2 separate regions of the Homo sapiens genome follow, and region 1 is linked to region 2. Evidence: chromatin contacts called from ENCODE Hi-C or POLR2A ChIA-PET data. All regions are on one chromosome and are shown on one strand. Each heading gives the region's core, a stretch centred on a gene start or an enhancer-like site at or near the end of the contact. The rest is flanking DNA. Distances are from core to core; before and after follow the strand shown. Region 1 holds the start of ATXN7L3 (ataxin 7 like 3). Region 2 holds the start of MPP2 (MAGUK p55 scaffold protein 2).

The links. Hi-C counts contacts between places; a loop is a spot of excess contacts on that map. ChIA-PET counts read pairs that join two places held with the same protein, here RNA polymerase II (POLR2A). Pooled maps may share reads with other maps.
Region 1: a pooled map shows a loop between it and region 2 (4-fold over the local background). The contact joins the promoter of ATXN7L3 here to the promoter of MPP2 in region 2. A Hi-C loop is called at or near these places in 5 of 50 pooled maps. POLR2A ChIA-PET finds 5 or more read pairs at or near these places in 2 of 52 experiments (GM12878 and HCT116).

What each region holds. Positions count from the first base shown.
Region 1 is chr17:44,198,609-44,202,598 of GRCh38, forward strand. It overlaps ATXN7L3 (ataxin 7 like 3), which reads right to left and starts at 1,276. Exons shown (of 13, transcript NM_001382309.1): 1 at 888-1,276. ATXN7L3-AS1 (ATXN7L3 antisense RNA 1) reads left to right here and starts at 232. Exons shown (of 2, transcript NR_184071.1): 1 at 232-322. RefSeq lists enhancers at 1-93, 298-853, 1,579-2,117, 2,118-2,655 and silencers at 415-1,024, 1,125-1,924.
Region 2 is chr17:43,905,927-43,909,704 of GRCh38, forward strand. MPP2 (MAGUK p55 scaffold protein 2) reads right to left here and starts at 1,610. Exons shown (of 13, transcript NM_005374.5): 1 at 1,548-1,610. RefSeq lists an enhancer at 1,620-1,769.

The sequences.
Region 1 (3,990 bases), core at 26-2,525, 290 kb after region 2:
GGCCCTAGGACCCTACAACCTTCACCCCACTCTGTCTTCCCTTGAAATCAGCCTGCCACTCCACGAGGGGAGCAGAGCCCACAGGAGCCTAGAGCTAAGGGACATTTCTAGCCACCATGAGCAGGAACGGCGGGGGGTGGGGGGGAAGAGCCTGGTAGGGTGGCACGCCAGGAGCGGGCACTCCCCTTACCTGTTCTTCCTTTAAATAACCACCCGCCCTCCCTCAGGACCAGCCCGGAAGTCTCTCCAAGAGCCCCAAAGTCCAGGAACCCCCACCCAAGGATTCAGACACAGAACCCACAACCCAGGGCCCCTCGGAACGGTGGGTACGAGTTTCAGGAGCTGCCGGCCTAGAGTGGGGTGGGGACTGACGAATGAGCCGGGGGCACTGGGAAGGGTAGGAGGCCGGGCCTCGGCTCTTCCCCCGTCCCTGCGGCACTGCTGCTGCATCATACCGACTGGGGGGAGGACAGCCGAGCCGCCGGGGCCGGCGCCGGGCCGGGACAGACCGACCCCCAGAGAGTGGGACGCGTCCCAGCCCCTCTCCTTCCCCGCCCGCCAGCAGCCCCGGCCGGCCGGGGAGAGGAGTCCGGGAGGGTGTCTCTATTGTCCCGGGGGCTGGGGCCTGGCTCCCTAACAAAGGCCCCGCGCCCCCTCCCCGGCCGGCCCTGCCCCGCCCAAGGGGGACCCAGACGGGGGAGAGCCAGGGGCCCCGGCCCGGCCGGGAAGCTGGGGGAAGCCGGGCGTTTCCGCGTCGGCCCGGGGGGAGGGGAAGGGGCGCTGACCCAGACCTGGGGGGAGGGGGCCCAAGCCCCGCCTTGGGCCCCGCCCCCCGCCCCCCACAGGCCCCTCCCCCGTCCCCGTCCCCGTCTCCGTCCCGTACTCACCCCGCCCGGGGGGCCGCGCCGGGGCCCGGCAGCCTCTCAGGGCCGCGTCCTCCGGCGGCGGCGACGGCGGCGGCTGCTCCGGAGCCCCATGTCCGTCGGTCCGTCCTCGCCTCTCCCCGGGGCCCAGGGCCCGGGGCCGGGGGGTCGGGCCGCCCCCCCGCCTGGCCGCCTCACCGGGCGGCCATGGCCCCTTCCCCTCCCTTCTTGTCCCGTCGCCGCCTCCTCCTCCTCACCTCACCCCGCCCGCGCGCAGTCCGCGCGCCGTCCGCGCGCCCCTCCCCCCGCCCCCCACTCCAGCCCGCCTCTCCCGGGCGGGGGGTGCGGCGCGAGCCCGGAGCGCGCGCGCGTGTGCCGCGACCGGAGGATGGATGGATGGAGCGAGCGTGAACGCGAGCGTGCGCGCGCGCGCCCCTCTCCCCCTCCCTCTGCGCGGGCGCGAGGCCAAGCGCGAGCGCGCTCCAACCTCCTCCTCTTCCTCCTCCCGCCCCTCCCCAACACCCCGCCCTCCCCCTCCCTTCCTCTTCCTTCTTTCGCTTTCGCGCGCCCAGCGACTGCTCGCGCCTGCTAGAAGGGCCCGAGCGCGTGCATCTGCCCCGCGGCCGCAGCTCGGCAGCATTTGCTCCAGGGGGCGGGGACCGGGAGGGGAGGAGGGGCGCCACGCCGCCGTCCAAAGTACCGGCGGACGGGGACGGGGGCGGAGAGATGGGCGGGGCCTTCGCGGACCTCCCCGACCAATCGCAGGGAGGCCTCGGCCCGGGAGGACCAATAAGATGGGGGTGGGTGGGGCGGCGTTCAAGGTGAGGTGCGCGGTGCGCTGGGGGCGGAGACGTTTTGCCGTCCCGGCCGGCTCGGGGGCGGGGGCAGCGGGTGGCGTCGAAAGAGAGCGCCGGCTGCCAGCCGAGCCTGGGACGCCTTCCGGCCCAGGCTCCCCCGCCCTTCCCTCGGGGCTCCCCGCTCTCTCCCCCGCCACCCTCCGCTCCCCCCTTTACCCCGAGGCGTGCAGCCACTTCTGTGAAGAGGCCAGACTTGAAGTGGGGCGCAGTTAGGACCTCGGGGCGGAAAGCCTGTGGAGCCTAAGGGGCTCGCCCGCGCCTCAGTTCTCCCGGTTTCTGGGCGGGTCTCAGCCCACTCCAGGCTTGCGGACCAACAAGCGGCCGAGATGAGGGTCCGCTGCTGAGGTCGGAGGCCGAGCTGCGCCCTTCTGCGCGGAGCGCCCTCCCCGCCCCTCGTCCTAATTTAGATCCCACACCTGCTCGCCTTTCCTGCTTCCGGAACCCACGCTGGACCCCCACCCCTCCAGACAGCCTCCTTGTCACTGGCCAGATCCTTCCCCCGACCCAGTGCTGTTCCCCTGGGTGCAGCGTGTCCCTGTGCTCACGCTCTCAGTCCCTCTTTACCTTAGGAAGGGACAGGCCTTTTCCCAGCCGCGGTGGATGGCTGGATTGGCGCTTTCATCTCGGTTACTCTGTGTGTGGTGTCCTGGAACGGTTGTGTGACAGCCCTCTCCCCTCAAGAGATAAGATTAAAAAGGAGGATAGTCTGTAATCACATACTTGGAGCCATCTTTGGTTTTTAGTTTTCAGCAAATACTTATTTTTTTCTCACCGATTTCTCCCGAGAAACAGCAAACATTTATTGAGGCGATATTCCAGAGTAGTTCAGATCAGGCGTCTGATTTGAATTTAAATCGTTGGGCCTAGCAAATGAGTTTCCTGTGCCTCAGTTTCCTCTGTTGTCAGTGGGCATAATGATAGTCCTATCTCCTTGCGTTGCTGTAGTGATTAACAAGTCAGTGCATGTGAAACTCTTAGCTCTGTGTAAGTGCTTGGTAAATCTTAGCTGTTATTCTCACGGTGCTCCAGGTGCTGGGATAAAAGATGATATAAGACAGTTGTGCTTCTTCAAGAAGTTCACTGTCTTGTGGATAGATAGGTAGGATAATAATTGCAAAACAGTGTGAGGAAAACAACAGAGAGAAAACAGAGGTAGACAAAAGGAGACATCAAATGATGTAAGAGAGTTGGTCAAGAAAGGCTTCTTGGGCAGGGTGCGGTGGCCCAGGCCTGTAATCCCAGCACTTTGGGAGGCCAGGAGTTCGAGACCAGCCTGCAAAAATGCAAAAATTAGCTGGGCGTGGTGGCGGGCTCCTGTAATCCCAGGAGCTACTCGGGAGGCTTAGGCAATAGTAGTAATCCAGCTACTCGGGAGGCTTGGGCAGGAGAATCGCTTGAACCCGGGAGGCGGAGGTTGCAGTGAGCTGAGATTGCGCCACTGCACTCCAGCCTGGGCAACTGAGCGAGACTCCGTCTCAAAACAAAACAAAAAAGAAGAAAAAGAAAAACTTCTTATAGAGGGAGATGAACCAGGTGAAGGTAGGCCAAGAAGGCATTGGACATCCCCAACTGGAAGCTTCAGAAGCATGGATCAAGCTGGAACAGAGGAGTGGGTGGCAGAGCAGCAGGAGGTGAGCAGGCTGGATAATACAGGACAAAGCAAAGTAGGTGTTGAAAAGTTTGTGGGCTTTAGCCTGTAAGCTGTGAGGAGTCCTCAAGGGGAATCATTCACCAGACTTATATTTTTAGTGGATCATGCTGGAGTATGGTCTGGAGAATAATTTAGAAGCAGTAGGTTTTTTGTTTTGTTTTGTTTTGTTTTTTTAGACAGCATTTTGCTCTGTCACTCAGGTGCAATCTCAGCTCACGGCAACTTCTGCGTCCCGGGTTCAAGTGATTCTCATGCCTCAGCCTCCTGAATAGCTGGGATTACTGGCGCACGCCACCACGCTCGGCTAATTTTAGTTTTGTATTTTTAGTACAGACAGGGTTGCACCATGTTGGCCAGGCTGGTCTCGAACTTCTGACCTCAGGAGATCCGCCTGCCTCAGCCTCCCAAATGCTGGGATTACAGGCATAAACCACTGGGCCTGGCAAAAGCAGTAGGTTTTTGTTACTGATTGAGGTGTGTGGAGGAAAGGAGAGGGAGGTCTTGAAAACACCTTTACTAGGATGGGGAACTCAGGGGAGGACATGGGAGGACACAGGATGACTTCAGTCTGGGATATATTGAGGTTACTGTGGGATCAGCTGATGGAGACCCAAAAGGT
Region 2 (3,778 bases), core at 360-2,859:
CAGGGAGAGGAAGGGCACCCCTATTCAGGCTACACCCAGGCTGGAAGAAATGCCCAGGATCCACTGTGCTGGCCCGTGCCCCTGGTGCCAATCTCTACTCCTAGAGAGCAGGGAGGAGGGATCCCTTCCCTCCCCCTCCCAGGCCTTGATGACCTGGAGCCTTCTCCTGGCTGGCGCTGCTCTCCCTCACAGGGTCAGAGAAGGGACTCCAGAAGTCCTCCTTCCCTAGAGCGTGGAGGGCGGGAAAAGGCAGGGAGGATCCTGTATGAAATCCCTGCGCTCGGAAGTCTTGCCCAGCCTGCCTGGGTTTTCTCCCGGGGAATCGGTTCCCAGAGCATCGGCTGGCTTTGCTCCCCCACGCCCGTCCAAGCCTCTGAGAGGGCGGGGCCTGGCTGTGTCCACAGGAGAACGGCAGTGCCAGGCAAGCTAGCCTGGCTCCGTGCCAAGGTCCTGCACCCAGACATCTGGGAACCTGCACCTCGGCTTCCAAAAGCCTGGGCCCAGATGCCCTCTCAGCTCTGCCTCCGAGATATCCACATCACCCATAGTGTCCGCAGGCGAGCGGACCAGCAGTGAAAGGGAGAGGTTTCTTCCAACCTCCCACCCATCCCTCCATCCATACACATACAAAGAGGTGCGGAGAAGAAAGGTCTGACAAAGGCGCTTTGGAGAGCGAGAGGTCGCGGGGAGGTCTGGACAGAACTGAGGGCCAGAGGATGGGGTCGAAAGGCCAGGCGGACGTGCATGCTTGGACCATCAGATCACCCCTGCCCCAACGGACCCAGCCCTAACACCCTGGGCGCTAGGACCTGGGGGAGGGGGGCGTGTTGTGAGCCATCAAAGAAGGCTCTCTACGTGCGCGCCCGCCGGAGACCAGGGATGAGGTCACTAAATGACTGCCCCGGCCAACCCCCACCCCGTCTTTATCCGCACCGCCCCCCCCTTAATTGACCTAACTTTCTAACCCTAGCTCTTCGCTTCTGGCACCGGTCCCCTCCCAAGTCTCCAGACCCTAACCCTGGCTCCCGACCCGCCCCGCTACAGCTTGGGAAGCGGGAGAAGCAGCGCGCGCCCTTCTGCGGACCCCCTCCCAGGGAAGATTGTGGTGTTAGCTGCCTAGGGGGACCAGGGGGCCACCGGGACCCAGCGCAACCTCTGTCTCGCTCCCCAACCCCCGGAAGCGCTAACAGCACGGTTCTTACGTAATGCCGGGCTTCTAAGTACCCCCAACCCGCACAGCCCCCGGGGAGGCCGCGCAGATACCGGGGCCCCTCACAGCTCACCACCTTGGTGCCTGAAGCCACTTTGGAGCCCCTACCGCAGGGGCGGGGACCAGTGTCAATGGGCAGCGGGGCTTGGTTCTCCCAACCAGCACCCCAGAAAGAGGGCCCAGGGGCGGGGGCGGGTGGACAGGGAGGGAACGGGCCTGGGTGAAAGGGGCCTGTGGAGTTTAAACCCAGTGAATAGGGTCCTAAGTGCCGTGTCAGGACGAAAAGAAGGCGGAGGTCTTGGGATAGGAGCTGGCCCGGGGGCCGGGGGACGCCTACCTGCGCCCCGGGAAGCCCCTAGCTCCGGGCGGCTCCAGCGCAGCCGGGCGCTCAGCGTTTATTGCTTGTCAATCGCTAGCCCGGCTCTTAAAGCGGCAAGGCCTCTCCGCGAGGGGGCGGAGGTCCGGAGGAGAGGGGAGGTGAGGAGAACGCGGAGGCCGGCACAACTCGGAGGAAGTAGTCTTTCCCAGCAGCTGGTACGGGGGCAGCCAGGTAGTGGTTTGGGAGACACCGCACAGACCACGACGCCCTGCTGGAGTCCCACTGGGAAGGGTTAGGGAGGCAGGACTGGTACCAGTACCCGCTGGTGCCCCTCGGCTCCCAAGGATCCCTTAAAGGGGCGATGGTAAAAGTGCCTAATGAGACCGGCTTGATTACTCCGCCCACCCATCTTGGCTTAGACCGGCGTTCTAGTTCCAGGCGTGCCTCACTTTTCCTCGTTATCCTGCTTCCATATTGAGAAAAAGAATAGGAGGACTTCAGAGAGACTCCCAGGAAGCAGGATACCAGCCCCAGAAGGCCTCGGGATCAGGGGCAGCTTTTTAAGGACTCAGAGGGTGGATATCCGGATTCCAGACTTTCCAGAAATTTTGCAAAAAAGAGGAAATGTCTTCCTGAAAGGATTCGAGAGCCTCTTTTAGGTCTAGGTGAGGGAGGCCTGGTCCATTTTCCTGCCTATGGAATAAAGAAGTAACTGGCTAGCCTTCCTCAGAGTCCCAGCCCAAAAAGTAAATAAAGGGTTAAACCCACTGGCCCGCCTTCGCCCAGCCTCCGGCTCCACCCCACATCTGCTAGTAAAAGATGCTGGGCCTCCAAATACGGGAGGCTCTGTGCAGTGCGACTAGCATTTGGGGCCAGCTACGCTACTTCTCCGACCTCGGCGTTCAGCCACCCCGTCCAGTTGCCCTGAACAAAATGTGAGAGTCATCCCTTTTCCTTGCTAACTGGATTCCTAAGATCATAAATGGACTGCATCTTTGGCCGGGCGCGGTGGCTCACTCCCATAATCCCAACACTTTGGGAGTCGGAGGCGGGAGCATCGGTTGAGCCTAGGAGTTCGAGACTAGCCCAAGCAACATAGTGAAACCCCATCGCTACAAAAAATAAAATAAACAAAATTAGCTGGGCGTGGTAGCGCGCGCCTGTAGTCCCAGCTACTTGGGAAGCTGAGGCTGCAGTGAGCCGAGATTGCAACACCGCACTCCAGCCTGGGCAACAGAGTGAGACCCTGTCTCAAAAGAAACAAAAAGAAAAGAAATGGATTACATTCTGGAAACTTGCTTGGAAATCTCAGAAATGGGAATCTATCCCGAAAGCAGGGGACTGGTCCCTGGGTTCCAAGACTCAGCTCTCCCCTGAGTTCCAAGGGTATAAGTTTGGATATAGGAAAAAGCCACAGAGGCGGCCGAACTGCTGAAAACCACATTGTTTAGGTGACCCAGGCTTTTACTGAGAGAAGAAAGCCATCGAACCCAGATAGCTTTGACAGGAATTGCAGGCTTTGGTCTCTAAACAAAGAGGGTTCTTGGAGCGCATTGCTTGCAGCTCTTTCCTCTATCTGCAAGCTAGAAAATCCTTCTTCTTCTTCTTCTTTTTTATTTTTATTTTTTGAGACGGAGTTTCGCTCTTGTTGCCCAGGCTGGGGTGCAATGGCATGATCTCGGCTCGTCGCAACCTCTGCCTCCCGGGTTCAAGCAATTCTCCTGCCTCAGCTTCCCGAGTAGCTGGGATTACAGGTATGCGCCACCATGCCTGGCTAATTTTGTATTTTTAGTAGAGACAGGGTTTCTCCATGTTGGTCAGGCTGGTCTCGAACTCCTGACCTCAGGTGATCTGCCCACCTCAGCCTCCCAAAGTGCTGGGATTGCAGGCATGAGCCACTGCACCCGGCCTAGAAAATCCTTATAATTGAATTCAGGAAGAGTTCCCCTTTCCATTATAAAGGCTACCCTCCACTGTCACCTGTCCACCTCTGGGCTGGAAATCACTCAGCTATTTGTATTTTGGAAGAGGAAGGATCTTGAATCTCTACAAGATATTAATTACTTCTTAATCAAGCAATTATTACCTCCATAGCGACCCACATCAAATCTTCCATTCCATTTAGGATCCTCAGGACAGTCTGGGATCTCAGATTCTGGCCCACCTGGGGAGGTGGAGCCCAACTCATTATTCTTAGCGGCTGCCCCACTGCATTCGTCGGTCAACAAGTATCTCTCTAATAAAGGCCT